Regions from separate parts of the Homo sapiens genome. Here region 1 is linked to region 2. A link is a loop called in an ENCODE intact Hi-C map of the cell type or tissue named here. Cell type or tissue: CD14-positive monocyte. All regions are shown on one strand. Each heading gives the region's core, and the rest is flanking DNA. Links, peaks and the distances in the headings are about the cores only.

Region 1 (8,346 bases), core at 40-8,039, 53 kb before region 2:
CAAGACTCCGTCTCAAAAAAAAAAAAAAAAAAAAAAAGACATATTTGCATAAATATTGTTCTAGGAAAATAAGAGACCGTAAGTAACACATCCCCACCAAAAAATCATAAGGAATGAGATTTATGAGATGAGAAAATGAAAATGTAGAGAGCTAGAAGGAAGTAAAATGTTAATTGATAATAATGTCATAATAAAACTAATTATCCCTCCATATTTAAAAGTCTTTGTGCAACTTTCCTGAGGTCTCTGGGTCACAGGTTTCTTGATAGATCAAGTTGGCATTTTTTGAAACTAAGAGATCAAGTTGGCATTTTTTGAAACTAAGTAAAAAAAAATCCCTTCAATGAATCAAATGTACTTTTCTGGGTAGAAAACAGCACAGAATAAGGAGCTCAGAGTGTAGGAAGGATATAAAAATGATCATACACAGCAGTAGAAACTTTTTCCTTCTGAACAAAATCACACATAAACCCTAACACATAAGACAGAAAAAAGAGTATCCATCCTGGTTACAGACAAAACTTTTTAGAAGCCTAGGGCTCTGCAGAACAGTTTGGAAATCACTGTGACAGCAAAAAGACGAATGCAGTGGGTGCTGAGATTGAGAGTTCAATTTCCAGCTGTATCTCTAAGATATGTTTGTGACCTTGGGAAAATCACTTTACCCCTCTAATCCTCAATGTTTTCATCTATTACATGACTTGAAAGCAGAGGTATCAGCTGGGCACAGTGGCTCACACCTGCAATCCCAGCACTTTGGGAGGCCAAGGTGAGATGATCGCTTAAGCCCAGGAGCTTCAGACCAGCCTAGGCAACATAGTGGAATCCTGTCTCTACAAAAAAAATTTCAAATTGGTTGGGCACATTAGCATGTGCCTGTGGTCCCAGCATTTTGGGAGGCTGGGGCACAAGAACTGCTTGAGCTCCGGAGGTCAAGGCTGCAGTGAGTTGTGATCAAGCCACTACACTCCTAGCCTGGGTGACAGAGTGAGACCCTGACTATAAAAAAGAAAGAAAGAGAGTTATCAAGATAAGGTTCTCACTGTGCCAATTCCTAATTCGAACTCTGGGAGACTTGGGTTTTGACTTTTTTAAGTTTTTAAATTGACATTTAAGTCCTAAGGGTTCATTCACATAAATCAGAATCACTACTAGTCATACAACTCTCAATCTTGGTTAGTTAAAGTAATCAAGCCATTTAGTTTTAGTTATTATTTCTTTTATTTTCTCTTATCTGTTTATTATTTACTTATTTTTGTAAAGATGAGGTCTCACTATAGTCCAGGCTGCTCTCAAACTCCCGGGCTCAAGCAATCCTCCTGCCTCAGCCTCCCAAAGTGCTAGGATAACAGGCATGAGCCACCACGCCCGGCTGTATTTGTTATTTCTTTTAGAGACAGAGTCTTGCTCCGTTGACCACGCTGGAGTGCAATGATGTGATAATAGCTCACTGCAGCCTCAAACTCCTGGCCTCAAGAGATCCTCCACCTCAGCCTCCTGAGTAGTCAGGACTACAGGCATGTACTACCATGCCCAGCTAAATTAATTTTTTTTAAGAGAAGGGTCTTGCTCTTTTGCCCAAGCTGATCTGGAACTCCTGGCCTCAAGCAATCCTCCCACCTCAGGCTCCCAAAGCACTGGGGTTACAGGCATGAGTCACCACACCCAGCCCTAAGTCATCTAGTTTTACAGTGCTATATAATGTAGGACCATATGATAATAAGCAGAAAACTGCATTTACCACATTTGAGATAACCTTGGTGAATAAGTGTTTCTTTCCTCAATTAAATACATTAAAACTAAAGCATAACACCACTGTTTGCCCAGAAAAGCCTTGGCATTTGCTAATATTTTCACTATTGGTAAAGTCAATGTTTCCCACTGTTAAAACTAAGAACACTAAATAATAATATTGACATTAATTTCCATCCCACTTACAGAACAAACAATGGCAGACTAAATTAAATGGAATGTGAAACGGGCAACAAGTAGGTCAAATTAATTAAACTGTAAATTACAACCACACCAGAAAGACATGAACACAGAAACCAAGAATCCGAGTCTAAGAAATGTTGCATAATCCAATGTCAGCCAAATTTGACGATGTTTCCATTATCAAATTTCTCACTTAGAAATGAGAAACTCAAAGAGTCAATTTTAGTTTGTTTTATATTTTTTGTTTTAGACTAGTTAATTCCAATATATTAAACATAAGCATAGTAAGAATAGGTAAAATATACTGAGCACCTAATATGTCCCAAGGCACTAAATTTTTTTGTTACTTTTTGTAATGAAAATTTTCAAATATTAACAAAAGTAGACAATAAAATAATTCAAAGCATCAATCAGCTTCAAGAATTATTACTTTATAGTCAATTGTTTTATCTATATCTCTACCAAGTTTCTCCAAAATCCCAATCACCGTATCATTTCATCTGTAACTACTTCAATATACCTCAAACAGGAGTCTTTCTCTTTTTTTAAACATAACTATGACATCTTTACTGCACTTGAAAAAAATGAGGAATAATGGCCAGGCGTGGTGGCTCACGCCTGTAATCCCAGCACTTTGGGAGGCCGAGGCGGGTGGATCACGAGGTCAGGAGTTCAAGACCAGCTTGGCCAAGATGGTGAAATCCCGTCTCTACTAAAAATACGAAAAATTACCTGGGCGTGGTGGCACGCGCCTGTAATCCCAGCTACTCCAGAGGCTGAGCAGAGAACTGCTTAAACCTGGAGGGGCGGAGGCTGCAGAGAGCTGAGATCGCCTCACTGCACTCCAGCCTGGGCAACAGAGCGAGACTCGGTCTCAAAAAAAAAAAAAAAAGAAAAGAATAATTACAGGCATTAACTCTTAACCCATACAACAACCCTATGGAGTAGGTACTATTATTCTCATTTTACAGATGTTTCTGAGACACCTACCAATGAAGTTATGTGCCCTGGATATACAGTACTGAATGGCAGAGGCAGGAATCGAAGCCAGACAGTCGAGCTCAAGAACCTGAGCCCTCCACTTCATTATGTTTTGCTCCTTCTCAAAAGTAGATTTTATGGTAATGAGTTGTTAAATATAAACAGAGATAATTGACTAATAAAAGAATGGATGACTGACAGCATCAGACTTTAGCAAAATTTTGAAACAAGGAAAACATATCCCCGTATTTCACCTATCCTCCAACTTCTTTCTTCATCCCCAGCTGGTATGCTGCATTGAACAGCTCTACCTACCTCCATTTAACCTTGTACCCAATATTTTTAAAAGTAAAGTTTATTCTTTTTACTACAACCAGCTCTATTGGGTTAAACTAACATTTGGGATGTACTCTGTGACTAATTTTCATCAAGACAGACTTACTGGATGCAGTCCTACTCAAAATTAAATATTCTCTTCAGAAGTCATATTATGAAATATATACACCTACTATGTACCCTCAAAAAAAATTAAAAATAAAAATAAAAGTCATATTCTGTGTGACAAACAGACCCCATGATGACTGGCCCCCAATGGTTCTCTCTCACACACACATACACACACACACACACATAATGACAGACCTATTCATGCCTTTATGTAATATCCTCCCTTTCTTCCAAGTGGAGCTAGAGAGCTTAATGAAGTAAATGGCCATGTTACGGAAGCCCTCAGGAAAAGGAACTGTGGGTGGCATCAAAGAACTGCGGGCAGTCTCTCTAGGATCAGTCTCTTTAGAAGCCCCAGCCAACAGCCAACAAAAAGCTGGGATCCTCACTCATAAAGCAATTCTACCAACTACCTGAACGATCTCGTAAGTAACTACTTTCCCAGTTAAGCCTCCAGGTGACAATGCAGTCCATTTAATACTGTACAGCCTTCTGAGACCCTGAGCAGAGGGCTCAGCTAAGCCATGCCAGGACTCAAGACCCATGGAAACTGTAAGACAGTAAATGTGTGCTGCTTTAAGCTGCTAAATTTGTGGCAGGTTGCTACATAGTAATAGAAAACTAACAGCTCATGGTTCTTTATAAGGTAGACAACTATCATCTCCAAGAAATTCTAGGCCAAGGAAATCTCTTCCATAATTTATAGTACAGAACTGTAGCAGTTTCAAGCAAGAGTTCAAGCATGTGAACAAAACTAAAGCTCTTTCTTGAGAAAAGCTTTGCTTTAGCCTTACTTGTAGAGATTCCAGCAAACTCTGTGTAAACATAGGTAAGCTCTCCACTGGAAAAGTAAATATGTCAGGCTCCTTAGTTTACCAAACAAAGTTACTTTTTTCAATTGCACAAAATGCTATCAAAAGCATGTGCATCTAATGACTTCCTTCCAGACAGTACATTATGAAAGGGGGGGAAAGAAAGAACTTTACAGTGGAAAAACTTGACAAACACTACCTGAGCCAGGTGATCAAGGTTAGCATCAACAGTAATAAGTCATGTTGATAGTATGTGCCCTTGGTATGATGTGATGAAAATGGCGCTTTACCTTGGTTATCTTACCACTCAAAACCTATAACCCCAATCTAATCATGACAAAGACATCAGACAAATTCCAACTGAGGAGCATTCTACAATACCTGACCAGTACTACTCAAAACCATTAAGGTCATCAAAAACAAGAAAAGACTGAGAAACTGTCACAGCTAAGAGAAACCTAAGGAGACATGGTGACTAAATGGCGTGTGGTATCCTGGACAAGATCCTGACACAGAAAAAGGACATTTTGGTAAAAACTAACGGAATTTGAGTAAAGTATGAACTTTAATAAGGATGTACTAATATTGGTCCATTAATTATGACAAATGTATCATATTACTGTAAGATAATAAGAATAGAGGAAACTGACCGTGGGGTATTTGGGACCTCTGTACTGTATCTGCAATTTTTCTACACATCTAAAGCTATTCTAAAATAGTTAACTGCAAACATCATAATGGAATGCTCTGCTCTTCTAGCACTACATTCAAATTCAGTCTTAAATTGTTTTGTTAGGAAACTTCTATTTAATGTTGGAGATACCAGACTAAACAACAGCTTTCTGCTTTCCGTCAGTTCAAGTAACCAGATCGCTTAACAAACAACATTTCTTCACTAGACTCACTAGACCTATATCCAGAATCAAAATGGTTTCCATATAAAGAACACTTTGGAACCCTTTTTTTCCCCCTTTTGAAACAGGGTCTTTGTCACCCAGGCTGGAGTACAGTGGCACGATCACAGTTCACTACAGCCTCAACCTCCTGGCCTCAAGTGATCCTCCCCAGCGACTGGGCCTACAGGCATGTGCCACCATAGGGGTTTCTGTTTGTTTGTTTGTTTGTTTTTGTAGAGACAGTGTCTTGTTATATTGCCCAGGCTGGACTCAAACTCCTGGCTGTAAGTGATCTGCCTTGGACTCCCAAAGTGCTGGGATTACAGGTATAAGCCACCGTACCTGGCCTTGAAATCTTTTTTAAAAATGTATTATTGAAGAATTTTTCTTTTAGACATAGTTTTGTGAACCTGATATCAAGTCACAGGGTATTAAGTTTTGACTTACAGTGTGGTGCTGGGAAATCGGTTTTCTCAATTGTATTTTTTCCTTTTATTTAATAATGTTAGTTAAGGAATCCATGTTTTCTTGTTGGCCTGTACTGCCAGAAAGCAAAAGCTAAGTGAACTGTGGTAGCTCTACTTAGCCTAAGTTTTCTGGTAAAATAGTATCCATCTCTCCTCTTCCCTAGACTATTTGGCCCTAATTCTTTTAAATTTGTTTTAATCTGTTGATCTTCTGTTAAAGATACCTGAAACTCTTTCTGAAAGTAGATTTTTTTAAAAATTGACAAATATTTAGCCCGAACGAGGACATGAAATTCATTAACAAGACAAATAATCACATTAGTATTTCTCCTCAGCAAGAATTTCCCTGCTTTCTTTGTATTCTAGTTATTTAAAAAAAAAAGCAGCTTTATTGAGATATTCACATACCATGCAATTCACCAATTTAAAGTGTAAAATTCAACGTGTTTTATAAATTCACAGGATAGTGCAACCATCACAATCTAACTGAACATTTTTGTTCCGACTGAAAAAAACCTCATACCTGTTTAGCTGTCACTCCTCATTCCCCCACTCCTATCCCTCCACCAGCCCTAGGCAACCACTAATCCACTTTCTTTCTATAAATTTGCCTATACTAAATATTTCATCTCAATGAGATCATACAATATCTGGTCCTTTTGTGACTTGTTTCTTTTACTTGGCATAATGTTTTCAAGGGGCATTCACCTTGCAGCATGTATCAGTACTTCATTACTTTTTATTGCCAAATAATATTCCATTGTATGGATATATTAATTTTAATTATCCATTCTTTAGTTGATGGACATTTTGGTTGTTCTGCTTTTTGGCTATTATGAATAATGCTGCCATGAACATTCATAAAATTTTTATGTGAATGTGTTTTCACTTATCTTGGGTTTATACCTACCAGTGGAATTGCTGGGTTATATGGTAATTCCACTTTTAACATTTTTTGGAACATTAAACATTTTGAAGAAATGACAAAGCTGCTGCATCATTAAATTCTCTCTCACCAGCAATGCCAGAAAGTTCTACTTTCCACATATCCTAACCAACACTTGTTATTGTCCATCTTTTTTTATTACAGCCATCTTAGTGGATACGTGGTATCTCATTGAGGATTTCATTTGCATTTTCCTAATGACTAATGATGCTGAGAATCTTTCCATGTGTTTGTGGACTAACTGCATACACTTTGAGGGGCATTACACATTGAAATCTTTCCTCTATTTTTAAATTATTAGACTTTTTACTATTGAGTTATAAAAGTTTTTATATATTCTAGATACAAGTCCCTTATCAGATGTACGATTTGCAAACATTTTCTTCCATTCTATGGGTTGTCATCAATTTTCTGATGGTATTGTCTGCAGAACAAAAGTTTTTAATTTTGATGTAGTCCATTTATCTATTTTTCCCTTTGTCCCTTCTGCTTTTGGTAGTCTATTTAAGAAACCACTGCCTAACTCCAAATCAGGAAGGTTTGCTCGTATGTTTTCTTCTCTTCATAAATGTGAGAGCTAAAACTATAAAACTCTATGAAAACTCTTAGAGAGTTTTGTGGTCCACTTGAAGTTAATTTTTGCATATGGTATAAAGCAAAGGTCCAACTTCATTCTTTTGAACATGGATATACACTTATTCCAGCACTGTTTGGTGAAAAGACTCTTCTTTCTCCAATGAATTATCTTTGCAGACTTAACAAAAGTCAAATGACCATAAGTGTAAGGTTTTATTTCTGAATTCTTGAATCTATCCCATTTATCTGTCTGCTAGGACCACATTATCTTGTTTCTTCTAGTTCTTGACATTCCAGATATTGATAGTTATCTTCCTCTGCTAAGGCTGGTGTTTAGTGAAGTTGTGTGAGCCCCCCTACAGGGCCTAGGACCCAGAACGCAGTTGTGGTGTTTTAGTAACTGTTAATGAATCAAATGAAAAGATTTCTGATTGTGGTTTAGGAGAATTTTTTTCTATTTTAAAAAATGTCAGTAGACAAATATTAAAAATTGTTTTCACAATAAACTATCAAATTAGCAAAATAACAACAGGTAAATATAACTAACACAGAACTAAAATAAGTTACAGGGCAGTGACAATGATAATGGAATAATAGTTTGGACTAGTCATCCAGCTGATTTATTAATTAATGAGAATATATGTTTATATTCCAACTATTTCTTTTTAAAAAGGGCTGAGGTGTTTACAAAAATCAAACATATAAAATAGGACAATTAAAAATAAAAAATAAATAGGTATTTCATCATTATTTTCCCAAAGCCATAGAGCCTTGGGAAAAGGCCAAATATTTCCGGATCAGCAGACATGCAAAGGCTTCATTAGAATCAAGTCCACTAGCCTACAAGCAGCACACACAAGGGAAAACTTCTCTCTTCTTCCTCCCTCCCTCCCTCCCTCCCTCCCTCCCTCCCTTCCTTCCTTTTCATACAGACAGAGTCTCGTTATGTTGCCTGGAATGGTTTTGAACTCCTGGGCTCAAGGCATCCTCCCTCCTCAGTCCCACAAAGTGCTGGGATTACAACCATGAGCCATCATGCCCAGCCAGAAATTTCTTAGGTGAGTTGGGCTCTTCAAAGAAGAATAGATACAGGAAGTTCTGGCCCTCGCCTCCCAAAAATCTCTGCTTTTTAGTTAAAAAAAGACGAAGAAATCTAGGGTTTCTTTGTCCTCTGGTTCTTCCAAAGTAGGTCAGGTCTGTGTGTAATTATTGGGTTTCACATTCCTTCGGAAAAGGAAGAGATGTCAATTCATGGAGGTATTTAACAAACAGCAGATGCAGGCTAG
Region 2 (8,346 bases), core at 254-8,253:
ACAAAGATCTGATCATTTTGTAGTTGGGTATGTCAAAATCTTTTTATTATACAAGTAAATGTGTCTAGAGATTGACTGGAAAGAGGCACAAGGGAACTATCTGGGATATAGAGATTTTCTCTATTGATTAAGGTGGTGGTTATAATAATTCATCAAATCTCATTAAACTGTATATTTAATATCTATGCATTTCCTGGTATATAAATTTTACCTAAAAAGTTTAAGAGTCAAAGACAATTATTTAATAGTGAAACCCCTGAGTTGGGAAACACAAAGGGTAAACCCCATATAATTAAAAAAAGACAAAAAGCCTAACTGAAAAAACATATTCTTTCCTTTGGTCTACATTTCAACTTCTGTGTACTGATTAATTCTTGAAAAATCAAATACCCATGGGGCTTTCATAACACCACTAAGCAGAAAGGAGAGGGTCTCAGGGCAGAGTGGACACTTTCATCTGCCTGTGAGCATATAAACCACATTCATCAACTAGAGCTGCCCCATCCATCAGCCAAAGCAAAAACAAACTGTCCTTGTGTCAAAACGCAACATAGAAAGTCACCCTGTGATATCTCCTCTGAGACGGGTTAAGAGAAGAAGAAATGAATTGAAATCTCATTTATAACCACACGGCCTAAATTAGTCTCTCATAGTCATCAATGAGATGCTTATCAGATTGTGGAGGGCAAGGGAGGAAATGTGAAGAAGTTAAAAAAAAAAAAAAGGTACAAATGTAAGTAACTAATATTGTAAGTGAAAAACCCACTTCCATCTTACCACACAGGTTTATTTTGTTCAGAAACAAACGCAAAGTGAATACATAACTGGATCTATTTCAAGGGTTAATATAATAAAAATACCTTTACTCTGGAAGCAAAAAGAGTTCCTTCTTGATAGAAATGCCAGGTTTAACCATTGGCAGATTGTAGAAAACACAAATGACAACTAAGATAACTAGTGTGGGCTAAACAATAACATTTTCACTTTTTGAAATAACTCCAAGGCAACTCCAAAGTCAATCATTCTTATTAGCAGTTGTTGAGGCCCAGAAACCGATACCTCAAAATATGGCACTTTGACATGCTGAACTGTACAATCCTCAAGGCCTCTCTGACCATCCCCTCACCACCCCCAAAGCACAGGGAGAAGTTGTTCTCTGAAGTTCCCTTATCTGCCTAAATCTGGACCTGCCAAAGAAGAAAATAGTTATCTCTGTCCCTTCCCCGAGTTTTCATTAACTGAACTAATATTGCAGGAAGAGAGACTGAAGTATGTCAATACACCTGATGATTTTTTTTTTTTTTTTTAGACAGGGACTCACTCTGTCGCTCAAGCTGGAATCACAATCACAGCTCACTGCACCCTTGACCTACTGGGCTCAAGTGATCCTCTAGTCTCAACCTCCCTGGTAGATGGGACTATAGTCATGTGCCACTATGCCCAGCTAATATTCTTAAAAACAAACAAACAAACAAACAAACAAACAAAAAAAAAAAAATATATATATATATATATATATATTGCACACTGCACTATGCCAGTGCTTGGGAGTAACTTTTATCTTTTTTTTGACACAGGGTCTCTCTGTGTCACCCAGGCTGGAGTGCAGTGGCGCAATCTCACCTCACTGCAACCTCCGCCTCTAGGGTTCAAGTGATTCTCCCACTTCAGCCTCTCAAGTAGCTGGGATTACAGATGTGCGCCACCGTGGCATAACTAATTTTTTGTATTTTTAGTAGAGACGGGGTCTTGCTATGTTGGCCAGGCTGGTCTTGAACTCCTGGCCTCAAGTGATTCACCTGCGTTAGCCTCCCAAAGTGCTGGAATTACAGGCATGAGCCACCACACCCGGGCCTGGACAGACTTTTGTCACAAACCACTATCTGCTCTGTAGGCCCAAAAAACTTTGTCCCAGACCACTGTATATTCTCCAAGCCCACTGAATAACTTTAAAAATCATTTACTAGCCCTGTAAAATCATCCATACCTCCCCATCTCCCTTCCTCTAAAAACAAGGGTACATAAGCATCTGTACCCCACTGGGTTGTGGGCAATCTCTCTGTGATTTTCCTCCATACATGTTAATAAAAATGTTTATGCCTTTTCTCCTATTAATCTGACTTTTGTCAGTTGATTTTCAGCTAACCTCAAAGGCGGAAAGGAAAACTCCCCTTTCACTCCTACACAGTCTTTAAAAAAAAAAAAAAAAAGCATTACCAATATTGGCTGCATAAATATACTAATAATAACACATGCTCATTTCTGCCATTGTGCCTCTTTTCCCTAAAGATTACTAAAAATAGCCACCTTAGCAAAGAAGAATAAAGACTATCTTGGAAGATAAACAGGGCTTCAATAATGCCCCATAACTCTAAACTGATGTAAGCCTGCAACAGCTGTAAAGTCATCAGGGATTCATCAGGTAACACCACCAAAGTTAAGGTTGCAATATTTTACAAACTCACAGGCTGAAAAATTCCTTAAAAACCATCTGGCTGGGCATGGTAGCTCACACCTGTAATCCCAGCACTTCGGGAGGCCAAGGCAGTTTGTTTGCTTGAGCTCAGGAGTTCAAGACCAGCCTGGGCAACATGGCAAAACCCCAACTCTACCAAAATATACAAAAATTACCCAGGCGTGGTGGCATGTGCCTGTAGTCCCAGCTACTTAGCAGGCTGAGGTGGGAGGATCACTTGAACCCAGGAAGCGGAGGTTGCAGAGAGCTGAGATCAGCGCCACTGCACTCTAGCCTGAGTGACAGAGTGAGACCCTACCTTAAAAAAAAAAAAATCATCTAATGCAGTAGTTTGCAAGCTTTAAGTAGCTATGGAATTCTACCCCATTCTTTAAAAAACAAAAACAAAACCTCAAAAGTTTATATCAGATGTCTTTCCACTTTCTTTTTGTCCAGTCATACTAAAGGGACACAAACTCATCCATCGGTAATAACATGCAGTAGTTTCTCAACTGTCAATGAGCAACTACTACCTCACTCAGTGTGGATACTCTGGTGCAAAGCTAAGCACCTTTCCCTATATTTCAATCTTCATTCCACAAGCAAACCTGGAGGCCACTCAAAAGAATCCTAAGACTCTCTGTAAATGTAGCTTGAAAAAAATCACTGATCCGGTCCAACCCCCTTATTTCATAACTGATACCCATAAAAGTAAAATGAGAGACAGCATGGTATGACTGAAAGGAAAGTGATAAAAATCAATGCTAGTTCTAGCCCTTACCGGTATGTGACCTTGAGCAAATCTCTTAAAGTCTTTGAATTTTAGTTTCCTCATCACAAAATGTGAATAATCATATCTATGCCCAATACAATTTTTTTTTTTTGAGACAAGATCTCGTTCTGTCACCCAGGCTAGAGTGCAATGGCACAATCTCAGCTCACTGCAACTTCTGCCTCCCAGGCTCAAGCCTCTGGAGTAGCTGAGACCACAGGCATGTTTCACCACACCCAGCTACTTTTTTGTGTTTTTGGTAGAAACAGAGTTTCACCATGTTGTCCAGGCTGGTCTTGAACTCCTAATCACTCAAGTGATCCACCTGTCTCAGCCTCCCAAAATGCTGGGATTACAGATGTGATCCACCACACCCAGCCTATACTTTCTTTAAAAGTGCTCTGCAGACTGCAGAGCATTATATAAATTAAGGTTATTATTTTTATTGTTAGGTGATTATTAACCAAGATGACGTGGTGAGTCAAGTGCACAGTCAGACCTGGAACTCAAATCCCCTGACTACCTCTCTAAGGCTTTTTCCACAACTTTATGTAACACTTGTGTTCAATACTAAGCCATTGTTATCAAATTCTCAAATTTGGGTTTTATACTAACCATTTGTATTGAAAAAAAATGGTGCCATGCATAAAACAAAATCCTTTAAGATTACATGAAATAAATGTAAACCCAAGGAATTGATGGTCTATCCAAGCCAAAAGGGGGAAATGTAGATAAAGGATATACAGTCGTGCACCATATACCAACAGAGGTCCTGTAAGATGATAACGCTGTATTTATACTGCACCTTTCCTGTTTAGCTGTGTTTAGATACACAAATACTTAACCGTTGGGTCACAACTGCCTACAATATTGAGTTAGGAAAATGCTGTATAGGTTTGTAGCCTAGGAGCAACAGACCATACCACATAGCCCTAGGTGGGTAGTAGGCTATACCATCTAGGTCTGTGTAAGTACACTCTTATGATGTTCCCACAAGGAAACAATCACCTAATGATGCATTTCTCAGAATGTATCCCCATCGCTAAGCAGTGCGTGACTATACTTGCATTCTACAATATGATATATCATGAATGGTTGTTAAGGCACTAATGAAACAATTTTGACCATTCTGAGCTGCTGTGTACTATTGACATGCTGAAGAAAACCAAAAAAGCCCATAATGTGGCTAAATAAGAACTTCAGCATGTACATATTGATCAGAACCCAACTATGATTTTTAACAATTAAAAATGTCCCAAAGCAAAACATGGTTGAACCTCCAGGTCAGATGTAAATATAATTTGATGAAGTCATCTAACCTACAAATTACATATTAATAAATGACTGAATGGGCATACCTCTGCCACAAGCCTTACGTGGACAATGAAGAGAAGGCTGGTGCTGGCAATTTAGTGCTCTAGTGTCTACCAGCTCTCCAGCTGCTAAGCTGTCCCTTTCATCAATCTAAAATGAGTCATCATTGTTTCACCCGTCTAAAGGGCAAGGCAAAAACAGTGAAATTAAGAAACTCCATGGAAAAAAGAATGGAGAAAATAAAGCCAGAGATGTCATTAAATGTAATACAAGTAAGGGGGTAAAAACATATTATTCAAGGAATTTCTAGGGCTAATGCAAAGCTACTTCTTACGGAAAACTTGGAAAATACTACCAACGTAATTTTGTTTCAGAACACAAGAATTTTTTCTAAAAAGTTGTGTTTATAAGCTCATGCATATTCATAAAGTGATTCATTTGGTAGGAACATACAGTCATCCAGATGCGATGAAAAAGCAACAGCTTTAAATGCTCAATCTACCCATCAGACTTAAAGGTTATAGTAGCATTTCTTGAAAACACATTAGTCATCTCTGCTCTAACTATACATCTCTGTAGAGAAAACATGGAAAACAGGGTTGACTGGTAGTACACAAGTTTGTCACTGCTGATCGTTAGAAAAGTCAAACCACATTCAAAAATAATATGGAACACTATTAATATCTGCATGTTTCATCATCCTGTAAATTTCACATCCTAGACCATAAGCATCACAAACAACTTTCAGGGAAGGCTGTTTTCTTTTTTTTTCTTTTTTTTATATCTGTTTGTTTGTTTGTTTGTTTGTTTGAGATGGAATTTCACTCTTGTCGCCCAGGCTGGATGGAGTGCAATGGTGCAATCTCGGCTCACTGCCACCTCCACCTTCCAGGTTCAAGCAATCCTCCTGTCTCAGCCTCCCGAGTAGCTGGGATTACACGCGCCCGCCACCATGCCCAGCTAACTTTTGTATTTTTTTTTAGTAGAGATGGGGTTTCACCATGTTGGCCAGGCTGGTCCTGAACTCCTGACCTCAGGTGATCCACCTGCCTCAGCCTCCAAAAGTGCTGGGATTACAGACGTGAGCCACTGTGCCCGGCCCAGGGAAGGCTGTTTTCTAAAACTGACTCCCCCTGACCCATCTTCAGCGTCTGAGCAAGTGATGAGACAATGGGACAATAAAGCAATGGGTCAACAATGGCAACCAAATTATAGCAAAACCAAGTAAATTGATCTTGTAATTGATGAGTACGTCTACCCAAAGTTTTAAGTAATTCTCCTCTCACTTCGTTCAAGACAATGCATTATGCATGTGCAGCCTACATATAGAAGATGCTTTTTATTACTGTTAACAATATTAACTAAAATTTGCAGAATATTTATTTTAAAAGCACTTTTATTATTACTACTACTACTGTTAATAGTATTACTACTACTACTACCACCTCCCTTTTGCAAAAGAACTAAAGATCAGAGGAGGGAAACAACCTGCTTAAAATTATATCAACACTAAGAAATGACGGTAGGACTCAAACTCAATTCCTATGACTCCAAAATCTGTGACTTTTTTCTTAAAGTTAAACCCTTTTTTCATTTTTCAGCATGAAACCCTTCATTCATTCACTCATATCTTCATCTACTCAAGAAATATTTATTAAACACCTACTACATGCCAGATGCTAATCTCAAGCCCTCAGGAAACAATTAAGAGTACACAGTTCCTGCTCTAGGCGGTAGAAAGCATGTGTTACAATCTAGTATAATAGGGACAGCTTAACAACAACAACAAAAGTACACCAATGTAGGAGGTGGCAGAAAGAAGTAGGTACATGGCACAGTGGGAACACAGACAAGGAAGCCCTTAACAATTCCTATAGAGGGCTTGCTTTCCATAGGAGGTTATGATGTTACCTGAATCTTAGGATGTGAAAGAAATCTGGCAAATGGATAGAAGAAAGAAGCATGTCAAGGAAAAAAAAAACATGAGCAAAAGCATAAAGGCCTGAAAAACAATTCTAATATGTTGAGGAAACTAGCTCAGCATGACTGGGAGCCATATCAGGCATGGCCAGGGATAAATCATGAAAGTAGCCTGGAGGAAGGAAATCAAGACCAGGCTCATGGGTGCCATGCTACAGAGAACAGGCTTTATTTTACAGGAGACAGAAGACAGTGACGGTGAGAAACATGCTGACATGCATGCATTAAAATGACAAACTGGGCCAGGCATGGTGGCTCATACCTGTAATCCCAGCATTTTGTATATTTTGTTTTTGAGATTGAATCTTGCTTTGTCACAGTGGTGTGATCTCGGCTCTCTGCAACTTCCACCTCCTGGGTTCAAGTGATTTTCCCGCCTCAGCCTCCCGAGTAGCTGAAATTACAGGCACCCGCCACTACGCCCGGCTAATTTTGGTATTTTTAGTGGAGACAAGGTTTCACCATGCTGGCCAGGCTGGTCTCGAACTCTTGACCTCAAGTGATCCGCCAACCTCGGTCTCCCAAAGTGCTGGGATTACAGGTGTGACCCACTGTGCCCAGCCTATCCCAGCACTTTGGAAGGCAGATGCAGGTGGATCACTTGAGCTCAGGAGTTTGAGACTAGCCTGGGCAACATGGTGAAACCCTGGATCTACAAAAAATTAGCTGGGCATGGTGGCAAGCACCTATAGTCCCAGCTACTTAGGAGGCTGAGGTGGAAGGATGAATTGAACCCAGGAGGCAGAGGCTGCAGTGAGCCAAGATTGCACCACTGCACTCTAGCCTGAGCAACAGAGCCAGACCCTGTCTCAAAAATAAAATTAAAAATTAAAAGACAAAATGGTTTTAATGTGAAGGATGAAACTGAGGGATGGAACTAGGTCAGAAATGGGCGTATCAGTTAAGACACCAATGCAGCAGTACAAAAAATATGAGGGCCTAAATTAAGGCAGTGGAAAGGGGAGGTAACAAATTAGAGAGCTATTTTGGAAGCAGAATCTTAAAATGTAATGATTGACCAGTGGTACACAAAATTCAAGGAGAAATCTAGGCTAACTCCCAAACTTCTGGCTTCTACCACTGGATGGGTCATACTGCCATCAGTGGAGATGAAGTTAGTGTGGTTGGATAATGAGTTCAGTTTTGGATAAGGGAGTTACATTTGTGATGGCTATGTAGCATAAGGTAAAAATATCTAGTATGGTGTTAGAACTGGTTCCCAAAACTCAGCAGAGATATGGGATTTAGGAGTCATTATGATGTAAACTGTAGTTGAAGGCAAGGGGCTGGTTCTGATTAGCTCAAAGAAGAATATACATAGAGAGAAGAGGGAGAGCACAGAACCTAAGGAAACCCAGATATCTAAGGAGTAAAGAGAAACAATTTTGGAAAGCTGAGAACAGAGTTGTAGGAGGAGAGCCAAGAAAAAGTGTTTGGAAACCTTGAGTGAAGGTGAGTAACATGAACATTTATTTTCCTAGAGAAAGGAGAAATGTAAGAATATAAAAGGGGCATAAATCGAAACTATATTTCTGCAAAGTATTTTGGCAATGTATAGTTAACAAAGGCCTCTAAGATGCCCACGTCGTGACACAGTAATTCTACCTCTAAGAATGTATTGTAAGGAAGGAATCAGAAATCCTGACAGAAGTTTACATACAAAAATGTTTCTCACAGCATTATTTGCAATAGCAACAAAATGGAACTACTTTAAACATATGAAAGGAATGGTTAAATAAATTACTGTACATCCATACAACAAAGATTATGAGCCATTTAAAATCTATATTCATGGATAATTTTAAGTGATAAAAATACTCATGAT

Evidence for each region. Hi-C counts contacts between places; a loop is a spot of excess contacts. Peaks named below come from ENCODE experiments on the same cell type or tissue, not always from the same donor. Only the 100,000 strongest peaks of a DNase experiment are listed, where the experiment ranks them.
Region 1: it touches region 2 in a loop (2.4-fold over the local background); 10 of 110 quality-filtered maps call a loop at or near these places.

What each region holds. Positions count from the first base shown.
Region 1 is chr11:116,969,276-116,977,621 of GRCh38, forward strand. All of the region lies in intron 1 of SIK3 (SIK family kinase 3), which reads right to left. Among named protein-coding and RNA genes, the nearest start is that of SIK3, 120 kb to the right of the region's middle. In CD14-positive monocyte, for the core only: CTCF peaks have their summits at 3,584 and 3,816; DNase peaks (open chromatin) are centred at 1,646 and 3,616; H3K4me3 peaks cover 452 bases; H3K27ac peaks cover 1,664 bases.
Region 2 is chr11:117,022,125-117,030,470 of GRCh38, forward strand. The region is part of intron 1 of SIK3 (SIK family kinase 3); the gene reads right to left. Among named protein-coding and RNA genes, the nearest start is that of SIK3, 72 kb to the right of the region's middle. In CD14-positive monocyte, for the core only: no CTCF peak of the experiment used is centred there; DNase peaks (open chromatin) are centred at 3,427, 4,677 and 5,037; H3K4me3 peaks cover 495 bases; H3K27ac peaks cover 3,241 bases.